Regions from separate parts of the Homo sapiens genome. Here region 1 is linked to region 2. The links are chromatin loops, found by intact Hi-C in ENCODE. Cell type or tissue: heart right ventricle. All regions are shown on one strand. Each heading gives the region's core, and the rest is flanking DNA. Links, peaks and the distances in the headings are about the cores only. Region 1 overlaps RBM27-POU4F3 (RBM27-POU4F3 readthrough). Region 2 overlaps LARS1 (leucyl-tRNA synthetase 1).

Evidence for each region. Peaks named below come from ENCODE experiments on the same cell type or tissue, not always from the same donor. Only the 100,000 strongest peaks of a DNase experiment are listed, where the experiment ranks them.
Region 1: a loop joins it to region 2, with 2.5 times the contacts of the local background. A loop is called at or near these places in 13 of 110 quality-filtered maps.

The regions. Positions count from the first base shown.
Region 1 is chr5:146,279,649-146,291,855 of GRCh38, forward strand. All of the region lies in intron 18 of RBM27-POU4F3 (RBM27-POU4F3 readthrough), which reads left to right. RBM27 (RNA binding motif protein 27) reads left to right here. Exons shown (of 21, transcript NM_018989.2): 20 at 4,974-5,084; 21 at 6,299-9,575. The coding sequence ends at 6,382. Among named protein-coding and RNA genes, the nearest start is that of POU4F3, 53 kb to the right of the region's middle. In heart right ventricle, for the core only: no CTCF peak of the experiment used is centred there; no DNase peak of the experiment used is centred there; H3K27ac peaks cover 1,260 bases.
Region 2 is chr5:146,149,033-146,161,239 of GRCh38, forward strand. It overlaps LARS1 (leucyl-tRNA synthetase 1), which reads right to left. Exons shown (of 32, transcript NM_020117.11): 7 at 11,342-11,454; 8 at 10,375-10,438; 9 at 8,696-8,763; 10 at 8,371-8,596; 11 at 4,861-4,948; 12 at 4,702-4,778; 13 at 4,142-4,195; 14 at 2,830-2,970; 15 at 590-667. Among named protein-coding and RNA genes, the nearest start is that of LARS1, 28 kb to the right of the region's middle. RefSeq lists an enhancer at 2,433-2,602. In heart right ventricle, for the core only: no CTCF peak of the experiment used is centred there; no DNase peak of the experiment used is centred there.

The DNA.
Region 1 (12,207 bases), core at 2,250-10,249, 130 kb after region 2:
AATACAAAAATTAGCTAGCTGTGGTGGCATCTGCCTGTAGTCGCAGCTACTCGGGAGCCTGAGGCACATGAATTGCTTGAGCCCAGGAGGTGGAGGTTGGAGTGAACCCAGATTGCGCCACTGCACTCCAGCCTGGGCAATAGAGCAAGACTCTGTCTCAAAAAAAAAAAAAAAAAAAGTATGACTAATAAAAGTAAAATCTCCCTTTTATTAATCTTTTTCCATTCTTAAAAGATAGTCACTATTCTTAGGTATCTTTATAGAAAAATACTATGTATGTAAGAAAACATATATAAAGCTTCTCACTTTAAAAACATTTACGAAAATGTGATCGTATTATACATACAGGGCTGCATTCCAAACCTTGCCTTTTTCACATAAAAATCTTAGCTATCTGGTATTCCTTTAATTTTTTTTTTTTTTGGAGACAGAGTCTCAAGTCACCTGTCACCCAGGCCGGAGTGCAGTGGTACGATCTCAGCTCACTGCAACCTCCACCTCCCAGGTTCAGGGATTCTCCTTTCTTCGCCTCCTGAGTAGCTGGGATTATAGGCATGCACCACCGCGCCCAGCTAATTTTTGTATTTTTAGTAGAGATGAGGTTTCACCATGTTGGCCAGCTGGTCTCAAACTCCTGAACTCAGGTGATCTACCTGCCTCAGCCTCAAAGGGCTGGGATTATAGGCATGTGCCACCACGCCCGACCTATTTCCTTAAAATTTTTAAAGGTTATACCTATAGTCAACTAAAAATGTTTATAAAAACCAACTATACTGATCATAAACATATAGTTCAATGATTTATGAGAAGGCAAACACCTAATATACCTATACCTCAGGTCAAGAAATAGAACATTTCCAATACCCCAATCTCCCTTGTTGCTCCCTCCAGCCTCTATCTATCTTCTCTCCTTCTCAGAGCAGTAACTGTTAGCCTCACTTTATGATAGTCACCTTGCTTTCTTTATACAGTCAATCCTTATTATTTTCAGATTCCACATTTGCCAATTCATCTACTCACTAAAATTTATTTGTAACCCCAAAATCAATACTTATGGTGTTTTGTGGTCATTCTCAGACATACACACAGTTGCCAGTCCCCTCATGAGCCCGTTTTCAGCTGAGATAGAAATAAGGTGGTGCTATGCCTTCTTGTTTCAGCTTTTATACTGTAAACAAATGCCCCTTTTGCAGTCTATTTGTTTTATTTATTTATTTATTTATTTTTGAGACAGAGTCTCGCTCTGTCACTCAGGCTGGAGTGCAGTGGCATGATCTTGGCTCACTGCAGCCTTCGCCTCCCGGGTTCAAGTGATTATCTTGCCTCAGCCTACCTAGTAGCTGGGATTACAGGCGCCCACCACCACACCCAACTAATTTTTGTATTTTTAGTAGTAGAGACGAGGTTTCACCATGTTGGCCAGGTTGGTCTCAAACTCCTGACATCGGCCTCCTAAAGTGCTAGGATGACAGGCGTGAGCCCCTGCGCCCAGCCTTTGCAGTCTATTTAATGCCACATTTTTCTCAATTTTTTTTGTTTTCTTGGTGATTAAACTGTTTTAAATGGCCCCCGAATGTAGTTCTAAAGTCCTGTCTAGTGTTCCTAAGTGCAAGGCTGTGATATGCCTTACAAAGATACATGTGTTAGTTAAGCTTTGTTCAGGCATGAGTGAGTGCTTTTGGCCATGAGTTCAATGTTAATGAATCAGTAACATATATTAAATAAGATGTCTTTCAACAGAAACACATAAAACCAAAGTTTGTGTTGATTAGCTGACAAAAATGTTGTGACCCTCTAAAACAGGAGTGTCCAATCTTTTGGCTTCCCTGGACCACACTGGAAGAAGAATAATTGTCTTGGGCCACACATAAAATACACTAACACTAATGATACCTGATGAACAGGAAAAAAAAATCTCATAGTGTTTTAAGAAAGTTTATGAAATTTGTGTTGGGCTGCATTCAAAGCCATCCTGGGCCATATGTGGCCCATGGGCCACAGGTTGGACAAGGTTGCTCTAGAGGCTCATAAGAGTCTAATTCTATTTCCCCTATAAGTAGTGGCTATTTGCCAGTTAAATGTTTGCATCAACTTTTTAGAACAAAACTACTGCAAGTAATGAGAATTGACTGTAGTTTTATCACCTAAATATGCATTCCTAAATATTAGAGTAGTATTCTGCCTGTTTTTAAAATGTTATGTAAATGGAATCACACAGTGTATATTCTTTTGTGCTTGGCTTCTTCTGTTTAATGTTTGTGAGACTCATTCATGTTTTTACATGTAACATTAATTTGCCATTTTTATTACTATATAATAGTTGTATCAATATACCACAGTTTATTTTTCATCTTTTTTTTTTTTTTTTTTTTTGAGATGGAGTCTCACTCTGTTGCCCAGGCCAGATCACAGTGGCGCGATCTCGGCTCTTGGCAACCTCCACCTCATGGGTTCAAGCGATTCTCTCCTGCCTCAGCCTCCTGAGTAGCTGGGATTATGGGCGTGTGCCAGTACCCCTGGCTAATTTTTGTATTTTTAGTAGAGATGGTGTTTCTCCATGTTGGACAGGCTGGTCTTGAACTGCTGACCTCAGGTGATCCGCCCACCTCGGCCTCCCAAAGTGTTAGGATTACAGGCGTGAGCCACCGCACCCAGCCTCATCCTCTTACTGATGGATGTTTGGGTTATTTCTACTATGTGGCTTTTGTAAGCAGTGTTGCTATCTTATACATGTTTTTAACTACACATGTACACACCATTTCTCTTGGATATACAGTTGGCCCTTCATATGTGTGGGTTTCACCTCCATGGATTCAACCTATTTTGGATCAAAAATATTGGGAAAAAAATGAAAGGTTGCATCTGTACTGAGCATGTACATTTTTTGTCATTATTCCCTAAACAATACAGTATAACAACTATTTACATAGCTTTTACATTGCATTAGATATTATAAGTAATCTAGAGAGGATTCAAAGTATATAGGAGAATGTGTGTAGATTACATGCTAATACTACACTATTTTATGTAAATGACTTGAGCATTCATGGATTTTGGTATTCACAGAGAGTCCTGGAACCAGTCCCCCAGAAACACCAAGTGATGACTGTATGTGGAATTGCTGAGTGAACCCCATCAGTTTTAGATTCTTACCAGTTTAGAATCAGTTTGAGATTCTCACCATTTGTGTATGAGAATTCCTAACTTGGTAGCGTCATAATATATCTTTATTCTAATTGCTAATTTATTTGATTTGTTGTAAGTTAGATAGTAGAAATTATTTGTTCTTAATTTCAGACTCTGTATACATTTCTTATTCTTCCTTTAATAATGTATATGCAATACATTTAATGCCTTAATATTCCTTTTGGAGGACAGACCTCTTATCCTCTTTGGAGAGCAACACAGTTATTACAGATTTAAAAATCTTTATTACTTTTTCTGTTTATAAAAGTAATATGTTTTTATTTAGAAATTCAAATAATAAAGAAATGAACAAAACAAGCAGGGAAAGCCTCTCTATAATTGGGCTGTGTGTTAAAGGATAGAGTAAAGGGTAAAGGATCTCTGTTACGTACATTACCTAATTTTTAAAAGATGGTAAATATAGACCAGGTGCTGTGGCTCGTGCCTGTAATTCCAACACTTTGGGAGGCTAAGGTGGGAGAATTCCTCGAGCCCAAGAGTTTGAGACCAGCCTGGGCAACATCGGGAGACCCCGTCTATAAAAATAAAAAAATTAGCCAGGTGAGGTGGTGCATGCCTGTGGTCTCAGCTCCTTGGGAAGCTGAAGTGGGAGGATCACTTGGACCCAGGGAGTCGAGGCTGCAGTGAGTGTGATCTTCCCACTGCACATTCCAGCCTGGGAATCAGAGCAAGACCCTGTCTCAAAAAGAAAAAAAAAAGGTACATATCTATATTTGGTAGGGCTATTTTGATACATCAGTTTGGTATGTCCCATGAGTCATAATGTTTGGTGTTAGGTTATGAGCATTTAGACCCTTCAAGGAATGGTGGGAATTTTTCCCTTAGAACACAGGACGATGTCTGTGCAGGCAGTAATGGATTTATGAGTCTGCTCTAATGTACATTCTCACCATGCTATGCTCCAAGTGTTTTATGGAAACATTTGGCAAATGCTTCAGGAGGTTTAGCAATGATTTTGCTAGATAGACTAGAATGAAAGCCCAAATAAAAAAGAATCTCTTCTATTATGTTTTTTAGAACCCCCAGTTCTATAAATGAGGACCTTTGATAGGAAAGCTATAGGGATGGCTAAACTTCTACTTTTCTGAAACTTTGGATCCCTAGTCCCTTGTCTGTGTTGCTTTGTCTTTAAAATTTGCTTTCCCCTATTGGAATTTGCTGGGGAGAAAAAAATGTTTAAAAATTAGTACCAAGTAACATTTGAAATGGAGCAGTTTTATGAGTTAGGATAGTATTAGGCATTTGTTTAATGTTTATTGAATGCATAGATGAGCTGGGAGGTGCTTATTAGTGTATAGCGTTTCAGAAGTGGAAATAAGAAGAACTTTATCCAACATAGGTGGGGCTGTGAGAGATGCAGTGAGATGAATAAGCAGATGATTCACCTTTTTTCTAAGGTTTGAGTCTATATATGTAGATATCAAAGCCAAAGGTCAATACCTGTATTAAGAATATTTCTTGTCCTCATCATGACTTTTGTAAGTAGAGCAACTCTACTTAGAAAAAAAATTATTTCTTCAACCAAGACAGATGCTAACATTTACCTGACACAGATATAAACCATGGGTTATCCTAGGCAAACCAGAACATATAGTTGCTCTAATTAAAAGGGACTTTATTTTTTTTAGCTCTCATTGGAGATTGTAGATCCACCTTAACAGATTTCTCTCCTGCCCTATGTTATACTTTTTAAATAACACAGAATTTGCAGAAATCATTAGTAAATTTGAGTGCAAACTTGTATGTTCTTCTAATATATATTTTAGACCGCAAACCAAGGGCCAAAATTTAAAGACCGTCGGCTACAGATATCATGGCACAAGCCCAAGGTACCATCTATATCCACTGAGACTGAAGAAGAAGAAGTCAAGGAGGAGGTAAATTTAGTGGTTGGAAATAAGAGTTGAATTAGATCACTTCTCAATTATGTATTTTTTATGATATTAAATAGTATAAATTAAAAAATGCTGGGTTTTTCTTTCATGCATGCAAATTAAGACCCGTTTAGATGTTTATTAGAGAATTAAAACAGGTCTAGAGATATAAGAAGCTGTGTTAGGGGTTATTTTCTTCTGATATAGGAAAGACTGTTCTTTTTTGTTTACATTTATATTGGATTTATTTGAGCTCTAGAAATTTTTATTCTGATGAATAAAGTCAGAGATTACATAAATGAATTAAACTTTAATTGGTTGGTTTCACTTTTTGTTTATTCAAGTTCCATAGTAATAGATTTGAGTTTCTTATTTTCCTTCTGTGTACAATTGGTTAAAATCAGAGTGTGCAGAAGTTGAACATAGAGGAGAGAATTGGAAAACTAAAGACCTAAATAATAAAAGTACTGAATAATCAGCTTCTTAAAATATATGAGAATTTATTTTGCTTTTTTACTCCTGTTGTTTATCATTAGTTTATTTAGTGAACACTTAGGCTATATTGCGAGGTTTTCCTGATTTATATGACAATCTTGGTTTTAAAAGATACCTAGCTAGCATTTATAGTTTGATCAAGTGTCTTCTCACTATATAGGTAATTTTACACAGCAAAAGCAGAAATGTTCCCTAGATTAAAAGAAAAACAGAAGTCATGGTATTTGGGTAGTGTTTGCAGATACATCTACTTTGTCTAAGATTTTAGATTTTTATATAAGATTTGGAATATCAGTGTCATGGGGAAGCTAGTATATTCACCTCTCACAAACAATTGGATGGATATAAAAACAAAGATTTAGGTGTTTGGTCATTTATTTTCCTAATTTTTTATAGAATAAAATTAATTTTAATTTATCAGAAATGTATCTCATAGTCTTTTTTAAATTTTCTGTACTAAATGTCCACATTATTTTCCTGATGATATTAGAGTAGAAATCTCCTATTAAAAGTAGCAAAATTAGCAGGGGAGAAGAATTCATATTCATTTACAAAAATATTTTGGGCTTTTTTTTTTTTTTGCCCTGAAAGATACTCTTGCATGCATCCCTTATGAAATCTAGCCTGGGCTTTGTATACTAGCCTGTTTGTCCTTTGGCCTAAAAAGTATTTTACTTACCATTCTTGTGCCACTAAGCAGATTTTAACCTCTCTTTCTTCAGGAAACAGAAACCTCAGATTTGTTTTTGCCTGATGATGACGATGAAGATGAAGATGAATATGAGTCTCGCTCATGGCGAAGATGAAATCTGATGCTAGCTGTATAATTTTTAGGAATATTGTTTAGAAGAACAACTTTTAAAAATTATTTAAAAGAAGTCAATGAGCCAAAAAAAATTTTTTTATTTTTCTTTTCAACACAGTAGGTTCAAGAACAGCAAGTTTGCTATTTAAACACATCTCATAACTGTACATGATATTAAAGCACCAAAGGCCTAGTGACTTTTACACAGTTGTGAAGATCCACAGCAATGACATGGATAATCTCTAGAGCCTTATTTTCCACACCACCTTTTTTTTGTTGCTGTTGGTGTTGGATTATGATGTAAATGACAGGGTGTTCAGAAATTTTATTTTGGATTATAATCTACTGATAAAATTTAATTAAATGTCAAAATCACCTGTAATCTTTTAACTCTCAGTTGTTATGGATGGGTCATCAGACAGTAGGAAATATTTGTAATTAAAATACCCTTTTGCTTTCAAGAGTGGTCTTGGAAGAAAAATATGTTTATTTTAATTTTAATTTTTTTTTTTTTTTACTTTGGAGGAGCCCAATTTGTATTCAGTCTAAATTTGTTTTTCATGGTTTTTATGTGTGGTAGTACTAGTTCAGTGAAAATCACAACAAACTGTGTGTTCTTAAATGCTACAGCAATGGTAGCTAGCTCTATAGTATTTCCATTCTCTTGTCATATGAACTCCTGGACTTTTCCTGCTACTGATTCTTAGTTTGCTTTGATATTTAGTGAGCGCTGGTTCGGCTGGTCTTTTTAAAAATTTTTATAACTCAGAATGTAAAAGGCTTTCACCTATTGCCCCTTTCTCGTCCCCCTTTTCTTCCTCTTGCCTTTCTATTAATAGGCCTGACTTAGTCATCATTGATATAAGTGGTTCATTTGGGCAACCGCAGGCAGTCTCCAATAAAAGGTTCAAACCAGCACCTGGATAAATAAGTGATGTTTTGATGAGAATGATGGAAGGATTTTGGGGAGAAGAGAATCACCAGCTTTATTTTTTCCCTCTTTTGAAGCTTCAGTTCAGTATAGTTACACAGAAGGGTTTAAAAATGTCTGAAATTCTTTTCCTAAATTTAAACCATGATGGTGAGGTGACTGGGGGGTGGGGGGTGGAGGTGGGAGGGGGTTGAGGGCTGAGTATGCTAGTAATAAATGGGAGTCATATATGACTTTGTTCAGATGACCTTATTTTTTCATAATTTTGTAGCTTGTTGCTATCCATGAACATACGCATCCCTCAGTAGACAGTTTCCTTTACTGTGTGCATTTTTACTGTACACTGTATAGAGTAGAGTATCTGTTAAGTAAAATATATATGTAAATTTATGTCTTCGTGTTCTGAATGTTAGATGGAAAAGCAGAGGAGCAACACTACACTGTACTGACCCCTGGGAAAATAAAATGATTAATGTACCTAGGCTGTCACTTTTTCAAGGATATACACATCTGTGTTTTTATATATGTGTGGTATGAAAATTTGAAACCTCCTGTTGTCTCCAAAAGGGTCTTGGTGACCACTATATCAAGGATTTTGTTTGCTGAGGTAAAGACAATTTCTCAATATAGAAACTATTCACTAAGAACTTAAAACCATCAGGATTCTAGATTTACTTAGCTATAAGAAGTTAAATCCCACGTTCTGATAATCTTTATTCTTCTACATGTTTTCCTGGAATGATGTGTCAAACCAGGGTCATTTTTAAGTTCATATAATTTTCTTTCATAATAATGAGGACTTCCTTTTTCTAGGTTATTGTTATATTTCTAGTAACACTGAAGGTAAAATAAGCTTATAAAAGAAGGAAAACATCAGAATGGTGTATCTAGAATACACAATCTTGCTCCTTACTCCTCCATCATCTCTAATGAAATTTTTCTTGATGTCTGTGGCTCAGTCAGTATATATTTTGAAAGATTCATTGTGGTGAATATTTTGAGTCCTGACAGTTTAAACGTGATAGAGGGAACAAAGGATTTATATATTTTTTGTACAAAGTTTTTTCTTAAACTGTATAATTTTGTAAATAATTTGTTTGGGTTTTTTTTTTGTGTACTAAAACTACCAGCGTATAGATTTCAATAAGAATTGTTGTATTTTTGTATTTGGAAACTGAAAATTACAGTAAATAAATGGAACTCTAAGAAAAATTTCAGTAGACAGTTCAACAGAATGAGATTCCTTTTCATATGATTTTTTTGACCTCAAAATGGACATCTTATTTCACTCTCAGTAAAAAGTTGAAAATTTGACTTTTTAGTATTGGGGGCAGAAGATAGAAGTGTGTTAAAGTGAAAAACAGTTTTTTCAGTAAGGTTTGAGGCCCTTTCTATAAGTTTTCAGTACACCTTAAACAGGACTAAAAATACTTTAAAAGTGTGCTTTCAAAGAATTTTAAAACATGTTTGACTCAAAGATGAATTTGAAGTGAGTTAATTATAATACTGGAAAACTTCAGGTTAGCATAAAATAGTTTATATATATCCCCTGCCCCCTTTGGGATTTACTTCCACCATCAAATCTTCAACTGTTAGAATTTCACTTAAAAGTGAATAACTGCCATACATGTTTTCTTGGCATCTTCATTTACAGAAATAACATACAGCATCTAAAGCAAGTTCTGTCCCTCTTAATGTGTATGACATCTTTTTAAGTAGCTGATCAGCAATAATAGCCACCAGTTGACTAGGTCAGCCTGATATACTAGTGGATCACTGTCCAAGATAAAAAGGTAACCCCAAGTATTGCAAAATTTCCCTCAATTTCTTTATGTAACATTGAAGAAATGTTGTTACCAGCTAAGATGATAAATTGGAAAACAGTCTTGTTAAGGTGAAAGGGGTCCTTGGTGATGGATCATTATTTCAAAAAAGAAAAAAATCATGTGAAAAGGAATAGTGGTTCCTCTTGATGTATAGTATGCCTGTATTATAGTTTTTACAAAATTGTGAACTTGTGTAATAGTATAATAGGAGATATTGTTGAATTTCTAACTGTTTATACATTTAAATTCATATATGTAATGTTTGTTTTATCAATTACAATCTGAATTTCTAAGAAGCATGTTGACTTTTGCAATAAAGATGCAATATGGAATGGTTCACAATTGGAAAAAAAAAAGAAAAAAGATGAAAGTATTACAAATTTAAAAGAATTTGGAAAATTTATGAACCATTCCAAAAATTATAACAATCACCAAAAGAGCTGTAATTCTGGCTTGTTCTGGAAAGAAAGAAAATGTGTGTGTATGCTTGCTTGTGAGAGTGAGTGAGTAGTGGCTATGTATGTGTGTTTTATGTTGTGTTCATAAACATGAGAGAACATCACTCAATATGAAGTTGGGTTCGAAGTCACTGGCTATTAAATATTAAGTAGGATAACTTTCTCAACAGAGTAGCCTGGAGAATGAAAGAGAAGGTATTAAAATGCTACTTGTAAGTAACCTTTGATAGCCACATTATTTTGTTCCTGGATGGTTCTTGGTATCCCAGATAAAAAAGCACAAAACAGTTTCTTGAAAGCAATTATTTTAATGTTGTCTTGAGGATATTCATTATGCCTGCCATCAGTAGGAGGGACATTTTCCTTAAGTAGAATAGGGAGAAGGGAAAAAACACCTAGAAGAGATGATTTAAACATAAATCAGTTCTGAATGTGACAAAGATTTGTAAGGACAAACGGGAAGATAGTGATGTTATGCACTAAGGACTGGGTGGTGATGAGAAAGAGAAGGGAAGTGTATCACCTGGTTTTCCCATTTTAAAAAATGCTATTATAAAATTCCCCCTCCAATGATTATGCATTGTTTAAGAAGGAACATTCTTTGAATTTCAGCTTATACAAGAAAATACTCAAAGAATGAGAGTAAAGTTATTTTCATTCCTTTCAAATAAAATTTATTTTATGTATTATGTAAATAGCAAATAAGCTGTTTGTCACCATTTGCTTTGAGTAGATCATAATTAATCCTAAATATATTTACAATAAACATTAGTTCTGGGACTTTTTTGGAGGGAGCAGGCAAATTCTGAACATAGTTATATCTATTGAACAAATCAAATGTTTTACTAAGATGGAGCTCTCATTAACAGAAATTAATGATTTTATGTGATATTTTTACTGATTTTGAAGTAAATTGTGCTAAAGCCAAGGATAAATTTTGAATAAGCCCCAGCATACAGTCAAATCTGGATCTAGATATGTTACCGTAAACACAGAATTGTGTTTATCAACATGTGGGGATATTGGATGATAGGGTTGCTTTAGACTAAATGGACCAACATTACCTTGCTGTGCAGAGCTGCTCATTTTATGTTCATTTTTAGTCTGAAAGACCTAACTTGAGAGACCAACCAAAATTGACCCAGAAAAGAAAAAAGAAAAGGCAATCTACTGCTACTGCTTGTATTATGAATCACCTTCATTTATGCTAAATTGGTTTTATTGCCAAGATCTCTCCTTTCAACAGGATCATCTACCATTTGGCCTCTTCCCTGTTCTCCAGTTGACCTTAGGTTAACTAAACCATTTCAACATTCTAAGATAGGCAATTTGATATGGGGTGAAATCAAGGGCAGAATAGTGTTGGATGATTGTGAGTTATTTGTGTTTCCATCTACTCTTAGGCTTCTGCAAGCATTTCTTTTTGTGGTGGTGGTGGTGGTAGTGGTGTTCGTTAACATAAGCACGATTAACATTGCTGTTACTTTTTCTTTGCAATTGTATTAAATTATTTTTTTGTGAAAGAGCAGCAAGGAAAGAAGACCGCTTAGCTTGTTTTAGATAAAGATAAGCCTGAATTTCTGACCTCACTTCCACTTCAGTTTTCTGACCACTTCATAGAGGTGTTTTTTTTTTTTTTTTTTTTTTTTTTTTTTTTTTTTTTTTTTTGAGATGGAGTCTTGTTATGTTGCCCGGGTTGGAGTGTAGTGGCATGATCTTGGCTAATTTTTGTATTTTTAGTAGAGACAGGGTTTCACTGTGTTGGCCAGGCTAGTCGTGAACTCCTGATCTTAAGTGATCCTCTAACCTTGGCCTCCCAAAGTGCTGGGATTACAGGCTTGAGCCACCACCCCCAGCCAACTTCATAAGAGTTTTACTAGTTTGAATATAGTGACCTACTAATTCTTAAAATAATATGTAGAGTTGGAGTTCAGGTTTAGCACTTGATTGTTCAAAATTGTAATTTACTCAATTCTTTGAAGGCAAATATAGGGGCGGAAACACGCCTTTTCAGCACTTAGCCATTTCTGTTGATTAAATTCTTAACACGCCTTTGTAAAAACCTTATAAAGATGAATGTCTTATTAATAGTTTTCTAAAGTCCTTGTGATTTTACTTCTTAGTTTGCCTCCAGACTTCTATCACTGTGAGATACTGATATATTTCTTCTAATTTTAAATTTAATTTGTAAGGGCTAATACCTTGCCAAATTAATTTTTTCTTGAGGATAATTTTGCTTCAAGATTGAGACTATTCACATAGTCAGTTCGAGTTCTTAGACCAAACGCTACCTATTTATCTATGTAAACATGTATTCCTGCATAAATTATTGAATGGTAGTTTCTGAACCACCCTCCAACAGTGGGGCTATTTATTTACTTTAGGATTTACGTTATTAACATTTAGAGCCTGTAGGGGGCTCCAAAGGGCAAAATTTAGTCTTGGAACAGGGACTGAATCTTTTTTCACAGCAACTCAAAATGAGACACCTTTTGCATTGCAACCCAGTATACACACACGAAACAAAAGTTTACAAAACAATACCTACCCAATATGCACCTGATATTTTCATCCTATTAGATAAAAATTCTTGTCAGGACCCACTATATGG
Region 2 (12,207 bases), core at 2,573-10,572:
CCATTGCATTCCAGTCTGTGTAACAAGAGCGAAACTCCATCTCAAAAAAAAAAGAGCTGGAGATCAATACTAAAACGATTAAATGTTACCCCCTCCAAGGAAGAGAAATTTAAATTATGGAAAAGTGATGAGGAAATTGCTGCTTTTTTATTTCAACAAGCCTAACAGACCATTGTCTCTCATAGTATTATGGGTATACAAAGTTGTCAAAAATAAAAATGTAAAGGGTTAACTCAGCTAAATAGAAGAGAGTTATAACAGAAACGGAGGGATGAGAGGAGGACGACAGAAACACCACAGAAAGAAAGGATTGTAACTACCAGTATCTAAAATGGCCACTGCCAGAAATATCATCAAAGTTCTCTACACATGCTATGCACACATCGACTTTAAAACACTACCTTTATCAACATTATAGATGGGATGTTCAAGTTAAATGAATTGCTAAATAGGTCTATTTTCTGCCGCAAAACTGTATGATATTTTTATTATAGCTCCAGGTTCTACTGTAGAACTCACTGCTAATAACACTGTCAAGTCTATTAACAGCTCTTCTAAAACAGCCTTCAGAGCATAGCCTATCACATACAGCGTCAATCATCTTTTTCTGAATAGTCTTCTTTACATCTTGAACCTTCTGTCCTTTAAATCCATCCACCAACATGATCTAAAAGGATGAGAGGGGAGAAAAACCACATATAAAACAGTTAGAATCTGCCTTGAGTTTCTTTCCTAATTTTCCCTAACTAAATTTGCTTCTGCCCACCGAAATATTTTTAGTATGAAATTTATCATATTTACAACGATAATTTTTCATTTTGGTATAGCATGGATAACTAATATTTATAACACACTTATCGTTCTGTCAGTGATACCCACACCTCACTAGGTATCACGGAGATACCTAGTGTGAGCATGATTAGGAAGGAATACTCACTTCCACTTCTTAAGTTTCCACATAGACAGACTTCAATTACACTCACTCACCTCATTCCTGGTGGTTTCTGAAGGAACTAAGTACATTCGGCTTCATCTAATTAGGCTCCTCTTTCTAACCCCACCTGCTGCAGGTGAGTATTCTTTGCCTGACCATGTGATAAAGCTTGCTCTTAGAAGGAGGCCTACTCTTTCACCTCTATCTTTTTCAGTAGGCCAATAACATTCTAGGGCAAAGTATTAGCTTATCCATTGTTGCCATCAATTAAGCCTCAATCACCTTCCAGCTTTCTCTGGTAATAAAGCAGATATTTTCACCTACATGACTCTTATTTTCATCTACATGACTCTTATATTTCTCTCAAATTGTTTCTATCTTAGGTAGAAAAGACATGCATTCTCTTTTGACATTCTAAACCTCTAACATACCAAAATACTTCAATATCTATTTAATCCAGCATTATAAAGTTATATTTAATGAATGCAGTGATTAAGAACACAAATCTGAATTAGCTGGGTGTGATGGCAGGGGCCTGTAATCCCAGCTACTCAGGAGGCTGAGGCAGGAGAACTGCTTGAGCCCAGGAAGCAGAGGTCGCAGTGAGCCAAGATTGAGCCACTCCACTCCAGCCTGGGCGACACAGCAAGACTCCGTCTCAAAAAAAAAAAAAAAAAGAACACAAATCTGGCCAGGTGCAGTGGTTCAAGCCTATACTCCCAGCACTTTGGGAGGCCAAGGTGGGCAGATCACTTGGGGTCAGGAGTTCGAGACCAGTCTGACCAATATGGTGAAATCCTCGTGTCTACTAAAAATACAAAAATTAGCTGGTCATGGTGGCACGTGCCTGTAGTCCCAGCTACTCAGGAGTCTGAGGCAGGAGAATCGCTTGAACCCGGAAGTTGGAGGCTGCAGTGAGCTGAGATTGAGCCACCGCACTCCAGCCTGTGAGACAGAGCAAGACTCCGTCAGATAGACACACACACACACACACACACACACACACACACACACACAAATGTAAATCCCAGAGCCAGGCTACCTAGTTTGAATTCCAGTTCCCACTGGCTAACTATCTGGCTAATCTCAAGTAAATCAGTTAATAATCTCTTTGTGCCTCCATTTCCTCATCCGTAAATTGGAGATAAGAGTGCCTACTTCAGAATGGGGTTATTTTCAGAATTAAGTAAATTAATATATAAGTGCTACATAAGTGTTGCTTTTATCATCATTCAAAATATGTGTCACTTCAAAAAAAAGAAATGTAACCAATTCTTGGTTATCCAGAAAAATGTAGGAAAGCTAAACTAAAAAACATTCTTGTTGATGTCCTTAAAAATCTTCATTTGACTCTGAAGCACCTAATAACTTGTTTGGATTTTTATGTTCTCTAGCCTAGCCTTCTTTCCATGGAAATATAAACCACATTAACATATGCACAATTAGGAGAAAAGAATGGTTCAGAACATGTTTGTTGAACTCACCTGGCATTTAGTAGACATTAATAAATAAATTAATGGACTGAATAAAACTGCTTATCTAAAATATGAACTCCTTAACTAAAAGAGCAAAAGAAGGGACCAGGTATTCTCCATTCAATAAATCTTTGAAGTTTACTGCATAATAATATGAACTAATTTGAAATATCTTGTCAAGAAATTCACTCCATAGAGATTCCTAGAGGGCACGAAAAAGACAATTTCTGAAAATGCTTTTAGGCAAAGGACATGATAAAAACAAAAATTAGAAATTTGGAAATAGAATACATTCTCATATTAAGCTCTCAAATCAATGTATAGCTGAAACTATGTTAAATTTTTCTACATTTTTTCTAATTAAGAAAATCACAGAGCATGGAGTAAAGCAAATAAAAACTAAAAAAAATTATTACTTACACCCTCATAAAATCCTTTTAGATATATCTTCTCCTTTGCTTCTGCAAGTTTTTCCCGGTCATTCTGGCTCTGAATTTTCAACTCATCACAAATGGTTACAGCAGAAAGATTTCCAAAACCTGGGATTTCAATGACTGGCACCTGCAGCAAACAGCAATCAGGAACGTGTTCACACTGACTGGACACACAGCTCTGTAGGGCACAAGTCCTTTTGCCTCTAATGTCCAATTAAGTCATTTCAGATTGTATATGTCATTACGACACTGCCACACATTAAGTAATCACAGAGTGACTAACTTCCAGATGTAAATTTGTCCTTCTACTCTCCACAGGAACCACCCATACTCTGTGTACCAACACCCCCAATGCCCTTCCCCCACCACACACACCTTTCCCAACACTCTATCCTCCACTGGCATATAATTACCTAAGTAATTCATACTGAAACTAGCAAAATGATGTAAACCAGGGGTTCCCAACCCCAAGGATGTGGACCGGTACCAGTCCATGGCATTAGGAACCAGGCTGCACAGCAGGAGGTGAGGAACGGGCGAGCATCACCCCCTGAGCTTCACCTCCTGTCAGATCATGGGTGGCATTAGATTCTCATAGAAGCACGAACCCTATTGTGAACTGTGCATGGAGGGATCTAGGTTGCTTGCTCCTTATGAGAATCTAATGCCTGATGATCTAAGGTGGCACAGTTTCATGCCAAAACCATTCCCCTACCACACCCTGCTGGTCCATGGAAAAATTGTCTTCCACAAAACCAGTCCCTGGTGCCAAAAAGGTTGGGGCCTGCTGATGTAAACAACTAGATTCATGGATGGTTGTGCTTTTGGTTTATATTAATTCCTCTGGATCTTTCATGAAATGAAAATCATTTGCTAGTAATTTAAAAGTTTTTCTTCTATAGATACTAACATGAAAATACAAGAAACATAAAACAGAGTTGTACAGGACTTTGTTAAAGTTATTATGGTTACATATAAACATTCATGAAAAGGGCAAAATTTTATCTTTAGAAGCCAGGAAATTGATCACACTAGCAAAGCAAGCTACTATAAAATTGGTGATGCTAAAAAGCTATTTGTTCCAGAACTGCAGGTGCCAGGTGGTAAGAAAATGCTTGTTAGTTTTCCTTTTGCTCTTATCTACCATAGCAGGTATCAAATTAAAGTGAGTAAATCCTTAAGCAAACTCTCTTTTTCATACTCCACCAATTAATTTTGTTATAAGGAAAACATGTTAGCTCTTCTTTTTCTCTGATAAAGAGATGGATGTGAATATTCTGAATTATCTATGTACTCACCGGCTCAAATGGCAAGACCATGTCATCTCTAATTCCATATTTTGCTCGTAAGGCCTACAGAAAAATTTGCAAGTTAACACTAATGATCAACACTTTACTGGGAGAATCATTGAGAGAAGCAATCTCCAAAGTTTCTTAAAAGTTTCTTTAAAGTTTCTATTTGTTCTCCTCTCCATAGAGAGCAATTTTCTAACTTTGCCAAATATCTCAAAAGGGATCTGTAACCTTCAAAAATTTAATAGCTAAAGTTATAGTGAATAGCCTAAATGAAACCACACAACCAAAAGCAAAAATGTACATAGACATACACATATCACTTAAATTGAGGTTCATATGCCAGATTTCAATGAAAATGTGAATATCAGAAAGCTTTTTCAAAATTCTGTGAACATATTTAAAATTCAAACCACAGAAAATATATTAACATCAAGAAACAAGTTAGAGATAGCAGTTTAAAGATAAATGCATAGCTTTTTAGCCTAGTCCCACAGCGTAGTTCAGCAGCACCTAAGCAATGAGATGGTGAGGACGAAATACAAACATGAAACTCAGATACTTACTTGCTTTTTCTTCAAGTCTCTGAGGGCAGCAATATCATCAGGGGAGTCGGAAGGAACACTTGTAACCACACCAGTGCCTTAGAAAACAAAGTGTGGAATTAATAACTAGAACCAAAATGTGTTTATCAAAATATTTCTAGAAATAAATAAACTCTTTACCTTTATCCTCCTTAATAGTTAGCATTGGGAGAACATAGATCACCTTGTATGATGTTAAAGGTGCAGAAAGTGATGCACCAAGAATTTCCTGCATAAGAAAAAAATCAATATAAAAGGTGAAGTAATTCATTGTGACCATTAGAATTAAAACTATGTTAATATTTTAAGCCCTGAGAAGCTAGTAATCAAAAATATATGGAAATAAATTCAAGAGCTATATTGTACAATATGGTGACTATAGGAAATAACAATGTATTTTATACTTGAAAATTGCTGTGTAGATTTTTTTAAGAGACAGAGCCTTGCTATGTTGCCAAGGCTAGAGTGTAGAGGCTATTCACAGGTGCTATCATAGCATTCTACAGGCTCAAGCTCCTGGGCTCAGGCAAGCCTCCTGAGGTCCCAGCCTCCCAAGTAGCTGGCTCTACAGGTGCATACCACTGCACCTGATTTAAATTTTAACTCTTCTCACCACAGAAAATGGTAAGTACGTAAGGTATAAATTTGTTAATTACCTCAATTTAGCCATTTCACAATGTATATATATTTCAAAACATATTGCGTACCATAAATACAATTTCTGTCAATTAAAAAATGAATACAGGCTGAGCGCGGTGGCTAACGCCTGTAAACCCAGCACTTTGGGATGCTGAGGCAGGCAGATTGCCTGAGCTTAGGAGTTCGCGACCAGCCTGGGCAACATGGTGAAACCCCGTCTCTACTAAAATACAAAAAATTAGCCAGGCGTGGTGGCATGCGCCTGTAGTCCCAGCTATTTGGAAGGCTGAGGCGGGAGAATTGCTTGAACCCGAGAGGTGGAGGTTGTAGTGAGCCAAGATCGTGCCACTGCACTCCAGCCTGGGTGACAGAGGGAGACCCCGTCTCAAAAAATAAAGAAAAGAATATAAATAAAATACATATGAAGTAAAACAAAACACATTATTTTATACCTACTAGAGGAAAAATAATTTTTTTTTTGAGATGGAGTTCTGCTCTTGTTACTCAAGCTGGAGTGCAATGGCATGATCTCGGCTCACTGCAACCTCCGCCTCCCAGGTTCCAGCGATTCCTGCCTCAGCCTCCCATGTAGCTGGGATTACAGGCATGCACCACCACGCCTGGCTAATTTCTGTATTTTTAGTAGAGACAGGGTTTCACCATGTTGGCCAGGCTGGTCTTGAACTCCTGACCCCAGGTGATCCACGCACCTCTGCCTCCCAAAGTGCTGGCATTACAGGCATGAGCCACCGTGCCCGTCCCGGAAAAATAATTTTTAATAATTATAATAACTAAATCTGTCAATATTATGACATGAGTACACTAATACATTGTTTGTGACATTGTACTCCTTGAAGAAAATATAGGAATCCACAGCAAAAGCCACAAAATGTTCATGTAACTCAGACTCAACAACAACTAATTATTTTTTCTTAAACAAGTCTACCCAATGCTGAGTTAATTATACTAGGAAAGCCTGGAAACAACTAAAGCTTTCAATGATAGAAAAAATGATTTAACAAAATATGTTACAAGAACAAGAATGGGTACTATACATCTATTTAAAATAGTAGTTATGAAGACAAAGTAAAAGGATAGTTCTAATTTCACTTGAAAAAATCCAAAAGATTAAGCAATTTTAGACCCAAATTCTCAGATGGCAACAAAGAATTTGCAGCTTCTTGCTCTAGCTAAGGAACACACTTTTCCTTTCCACATAATTCCCACCCACCCCTCTTTATTCATATATGTACTTATAACCTGCCTTTATAGAATTTGCAGTCATATGGATGACAGCTAAATATTATAACCATTTTAAATGTTGAAACTATTTTGCAATTTATAACATCCATGTCCCTCACGCCAGAATTTGCTCAAATTAACAGGGAGAAAAGTTGCATTAAGAATAGGAAAACATGTATGTCCCTAATACTGTTCCCAAGAACTTCTCAGACAAAATTCCAACATTAGGAACTAAAGAGATGTGGCAGTGCTGCTTTTAAAAGAAAAAGGCAGGAAACAATTCAAATATCCATTAATAGAGAATGGTTAAGTAAATTGTGGTACAACCAAACAATGAAATACTATGTAGCTATAAAAAATAAGAATAAAGAAGCTGTTTATGTACTGACAAAATGATTGCCAAGATACAAATTAAAAAGCAAGATGTGGTACAATGCATATAAAGTATATTGCCATTTGTGTAAAAACAGAGGGACAAAGAGTATGTGTGTATTCGCTTGTGTATACATGAAATATTACCAGGATACACAAGACACAGATATTACTAACTACCTCTAGAATGGGGAACTTTTGTATCTTTTTGCGTTTTTTGAATTTTGGGACTTGTAAATATACTGCAATCAAAGTATTAAATAAGGAATAAAATAGTTCAATTTAAAAGAATTGAGATGGTACTCTACTCATATTTTTCTTTTTAAAAAATTATTTAAGATACCAAAGATCAGCATTCACTAAATGGAATTAAACACACTCAGAAATATTGATAATACAGTAGATAAGGCTGGGTACAGTGGCTTACGCCTGTAATCCCTGCACTTTGGGAGGCCGAGGTGGGTGGATCACCCGAGGTCAGGAGTTCAAGACCAGCCTGGCCAACATGATGAAACCCTGTCTCTACTAAAAATACAAAAAATTAGCTGGGCGTGGTGGCCCGCACCTGTAATCCCAGCTACTCAGGAGGCTGAGGCAGGAGAATCGTTTGAACTCAGGAGGCAGAGGTGCAGTGAGCTGAGATCGCGCCACTGAACACCAGCCTGGGCAACAAGGGCAAAACTGTCTACAAAAAAAAAAATAAAAATAAAATAAAGTAGATGAGCTGTGTAACCATCCATATTTAATTAATATCAACCAAGACTTTCTTCACATGAAAAAAAAAAAAGGCAGCTACAATTCCAAATTTAGTATTACCAGGAATTCAGGTAATAGTATTTTTAAAATAATATAATGACTAATGCAGCTATTAAATCTCTTGGGGAGGACTGCCTATATTTTTCAACCAGATATTTACCGAGTTGAAACCTAAAAATAAAATATGCTATCTTAATGATACAGTCATACAATGAATATTACACAACAATAAAAAAAGAACTATTCCTACAACATGTATGAATCTCACAAACATAATGTTAAGCAAAAGAAGCTAGACACAAAACAGTCAGACTACACAATTCCATTATGTAAAGTTCAAGAACAACAACTAATCTTTGGTGAAGTCAGAGCAGTGGTTACCTTTGGAGGAGAGAGGTGAGTACTAATGATATGGACATGAGAGAGCCTTCTGGAGTGCTAAAACTGTTCTATATCTTGATTTAGGTGGTGTTTACGTAAGTGTATATACATATGAAAATGCACCAAAACACACAAGACTTACACAGTTTACTGCATGTACACCTCATTTTTTAAGGTTGTAATGCTCTTTTCTCAATATTCATTGTTGAAATTTTCCTTGAAATTTACGCATTAAAATAAAAAATCTGCTATCCAACTTACCTCCCCCATTAATTCCTTAACAACAGGCACCACGCCATTGTCTTTGGTAAAGCCCTGGTATGACATATTCCTGGCTGCTTTTTGGGTACAGATGAATATATCACCATTCACCGTCTCAAATCCAATGTACTTCATATCAGGACGAACCCAACAATTTGTCTGCCCAAACATGGTCTCAGGTCTGAGAGTAGCAGCCACCAAGAAAATATTTTTACCTTTCAGGCCACTGAGAAAAAAAAACAAATATTGATGTAAAAACATGTCAACTCTGTAACAACTATCTGATGGTTCAGAAATGATAAAGCAATTACTCTGGCAAACCTACCTTAATTTAGATGGGTATGGCTCAAGCACCTTCAATTTGAGTAAAGTATATTCCTGAGGTCCAACACCCTAAGCAAATAAACGATACAAAAATTTGAAGGAAAAAAAAGACTTGCCTTAAACCTACTAATCTATGTGAGAGATCTGATTCAAGTCCCTAAAATGGGTTCTTGCATTATTAATTTTTTTTTGCAGAGAAGAGATTGCCAGTGGTGTGCTAACTATACCCACACAGAAGTCTAGTACGTTAGGAGAGATTTGGAGTAATCGCCCAAAATAGTGTTTGCCAAAATGAAGGTGAGAAGACACAATCAACCCTAATTCCATCCCAGGGCATGTCCCACATAGTAGTCATCAAAGGAAGACACTAGACCAGAGGTCAGAGATAATGTGCTTTCTAAACTTAGTTTGCTCCCTTACTAATGGTTAGACCCAAGGTAGTCATAATCTCTCTAAGCCTTTCTTTCCTTATTGGTAAAATAAGGATGTTGCGTCTCAGATAGGACTGTCCTGAGGAACACACAAGATAACAGATGAAAAATGCTTTGAAAAATCTACAAAGGATTACTGAAATCTAGGATATTGCTGCCATTGGCTATATTAAAACTTTACTGGGTCTTAAGTCTCTCAAATCTTTTAAAATTTTGATCAACTCTCACTTAGATAAGTTACATCAAAATTGAAGGCTGATTTTGAAAATATGTTCAAAGATGGTAATAAAAAATGATGCAATCATAGGGAATCATAAGTTCAGATGCTGGCATTGTCATTGATTTTTACTTTGCCATGGATTTAGCCAAATCACTTACTCTTGATTTATTCAAGTATTTCAGAGAATAATGTTAATAATGTGTTCTACAGGAATTAGAATGAACTTCTAGGCATGGCTAGAATTACTTTGGAAATAAGCAAGAAGGCACATGATCAAAGCAAATATAACTGGAATCTGTGTATATCAAATCTTGGTCACATATCTTATTACCTCTCCCCATGCTTTCTTTTTAGAGCTGTTTATTTTCCAGATGGTGCTTCACAACATTAGCATGCATATACATCACATTGAGAGCTCGTAAAAAGATATTCCTGGAGGCCGGGCACGGTGGCTCACGCCTGTAATCTCAGCACTTTGGGAGGCCAAGGCGGGCAGATCACGAGGTCAGGAGATCGAGACCATCCTGGCTAACACGGTGAAACCCCGTCTCTACTAAAAATACAAAAAATTAGCTGGGTGTGGTGGTGGGCACCTGTAGTCCCAGCTACTCGGGAGGCTGAGGCAGGAGAATGGCGTGAACCCAGGAGGCAGAGCTTGCAGTGAGCCGAGATAGCACCACTGCAGTCCGGTCTGGGCTAAAGAGCAAGACTCCGTCTGAAAAAAAAAAAAAAGATATTCCTGGGCCCCACCCCCAGAACTTTTGATTCAGCAATTTTGGGGTGAGGCTAAACAATGTGCTTTCCTGTAACAAACTGATGCAGCTGTCCTCACATGACTCTTAGGATAGCTAGGTACTACACAAGATACAGGTACCTGTATTGATATTCTATCTCCTCTTCATATCCACCAGAGTATCAGGACTACATCCCTCAGCACTACAAAGAAGTTATTTTTAGGTTTCTATTTCTTAAACTCTATAGTCTTATTAAGGATTATTATAATAGCTACTCTGTCTCACAAATAATCACCTCTCCAGTTTGTCTATCATGATCCATGCAAGGCTGTCCATCTTTCGGAGAGTAAATTGTATACCTAAAAAATAAACAAAAAGTGACAAACATTATTATAATATTCACGTTTTATCCTACCATATTTGCCTGTGTTGCACCTAATTTCTTACATGTCTTGCAACTAGAATTTCTGAGTAGATATCTGTGTCTATTATGTGTACTCTTATGGTAGTTCCACTGTCAACCTACTTATTTAATGAAAGCTTTCTATCTTCGTCAAAGGTAATACCACTGAAAAATACACACTGATCTTGGCTTTGTGGTATTGAACAAAAGATTATAAAACATAAATTGACTTAACAAATGAAACTATCAGGAAGTTGATTATGTAGATTAATCAAGGAAGATAACTTATTTTCATTTCTTAAGTTATCTTCCTTGATTAATCTACATAATCAAGGAAGAATCTTAATTTGTAGAACAAAGTATAAAATAAAACACAAATCAAATGATTACTTTTTCTGCTTGGCAGGGAATACTGAACATAATCTTTAGTAAGATAATAAAAGCCCACCCTCCCATTCTCCCTGGTTATATCTGTCATAAACACTAAGCAGCTCAGAGAAATTAAGACACTGGTAAGGAAAAAAGGAAAACAAAGGATACAAAAGAATAGAAACAACATATTTTAAAACCTGAAAGGTAATGGGAAAAGGTAGGCTACAAGGTATTTATTTATTCATGTAAGCAATCCTCCTGCCCCATCCTCTCAAGTAGCTAGGACTACAGGTGCATGCCACCATGCCTGGCTAATTTTTTTTTTTATATAAAGAGATGTGGTCTCGCTATGTTGCCCAGGCTGGTCTCAAACTCCTGGCCTCAAGCAATCCCCTCACCTCAGTTTCCCAAAGCACTGGGATTACAGGCGTGAGCCTCTGTGCCCAACTGATTTTTGCTTTATTATGCTCAAGTATAACAAACTTACCGCTTCCCAAATTTAATTTTGTTTCTTTCTCTTAATGTTAAAAATTGCCATCTGACAAATGAATCATAGTAAGGATTAACATCAGTGGTGATGAAGGAACGACGCCAGTCTACCTATAAAAGGAAAATTTTAAAAGGCAATTACTGAGAAATACACAAATTTTGTTTAAATAAGAATTCCTATGAATCAATTATTTACTCTTCTAACTTAGAATCAGATCAACTATTAAAAATAATTTTCCAAGTTCCACTATTAAAAGTATATCACAATTACTTTAATTTACTTAAAGTATATTTTTAAGCATATACATATACATATTAACAAACATATAGAAGCTATAATAAATTAAGAAGAAACATTTAATCCTACCTTTATGTATTCCTAAATATTCAAGTTAAACTTGGGCTTCTTCATATTCTTTGAATAAAGCTCCTTTCTACTAATTGTTAATATGTCAATATACATTCTAATTCAACAAATAGTGAAGTATTCATTGTTATGAGACCCATAGGCAATGTTAGGTTCTAGTCTAACAATAACAGTACTAATTCTTTAGTGGCATACAGGGGAAATATATTATTCTAAAATTAGGAATTGGTCCAAATCTCATATAATCACACAAATATACAGACATATCTGGGAGATATTGTGGGTTTGGTTCTAAACCACCACAACAAAACAAGTCACACAAATTTTTTGATTTCCCAAGGCATATATAAGTTATGTTTATACTATATTGAATTATGTTAAGTGTGCAATAAAGTTATATTTAAAAAGACAATGTATATACCTTAATTTTAAAATACATCATTGCTATAAAATGCTAATAATCATCTGAGCCTTCAGTTGAGTTGTAATCTTTGTGC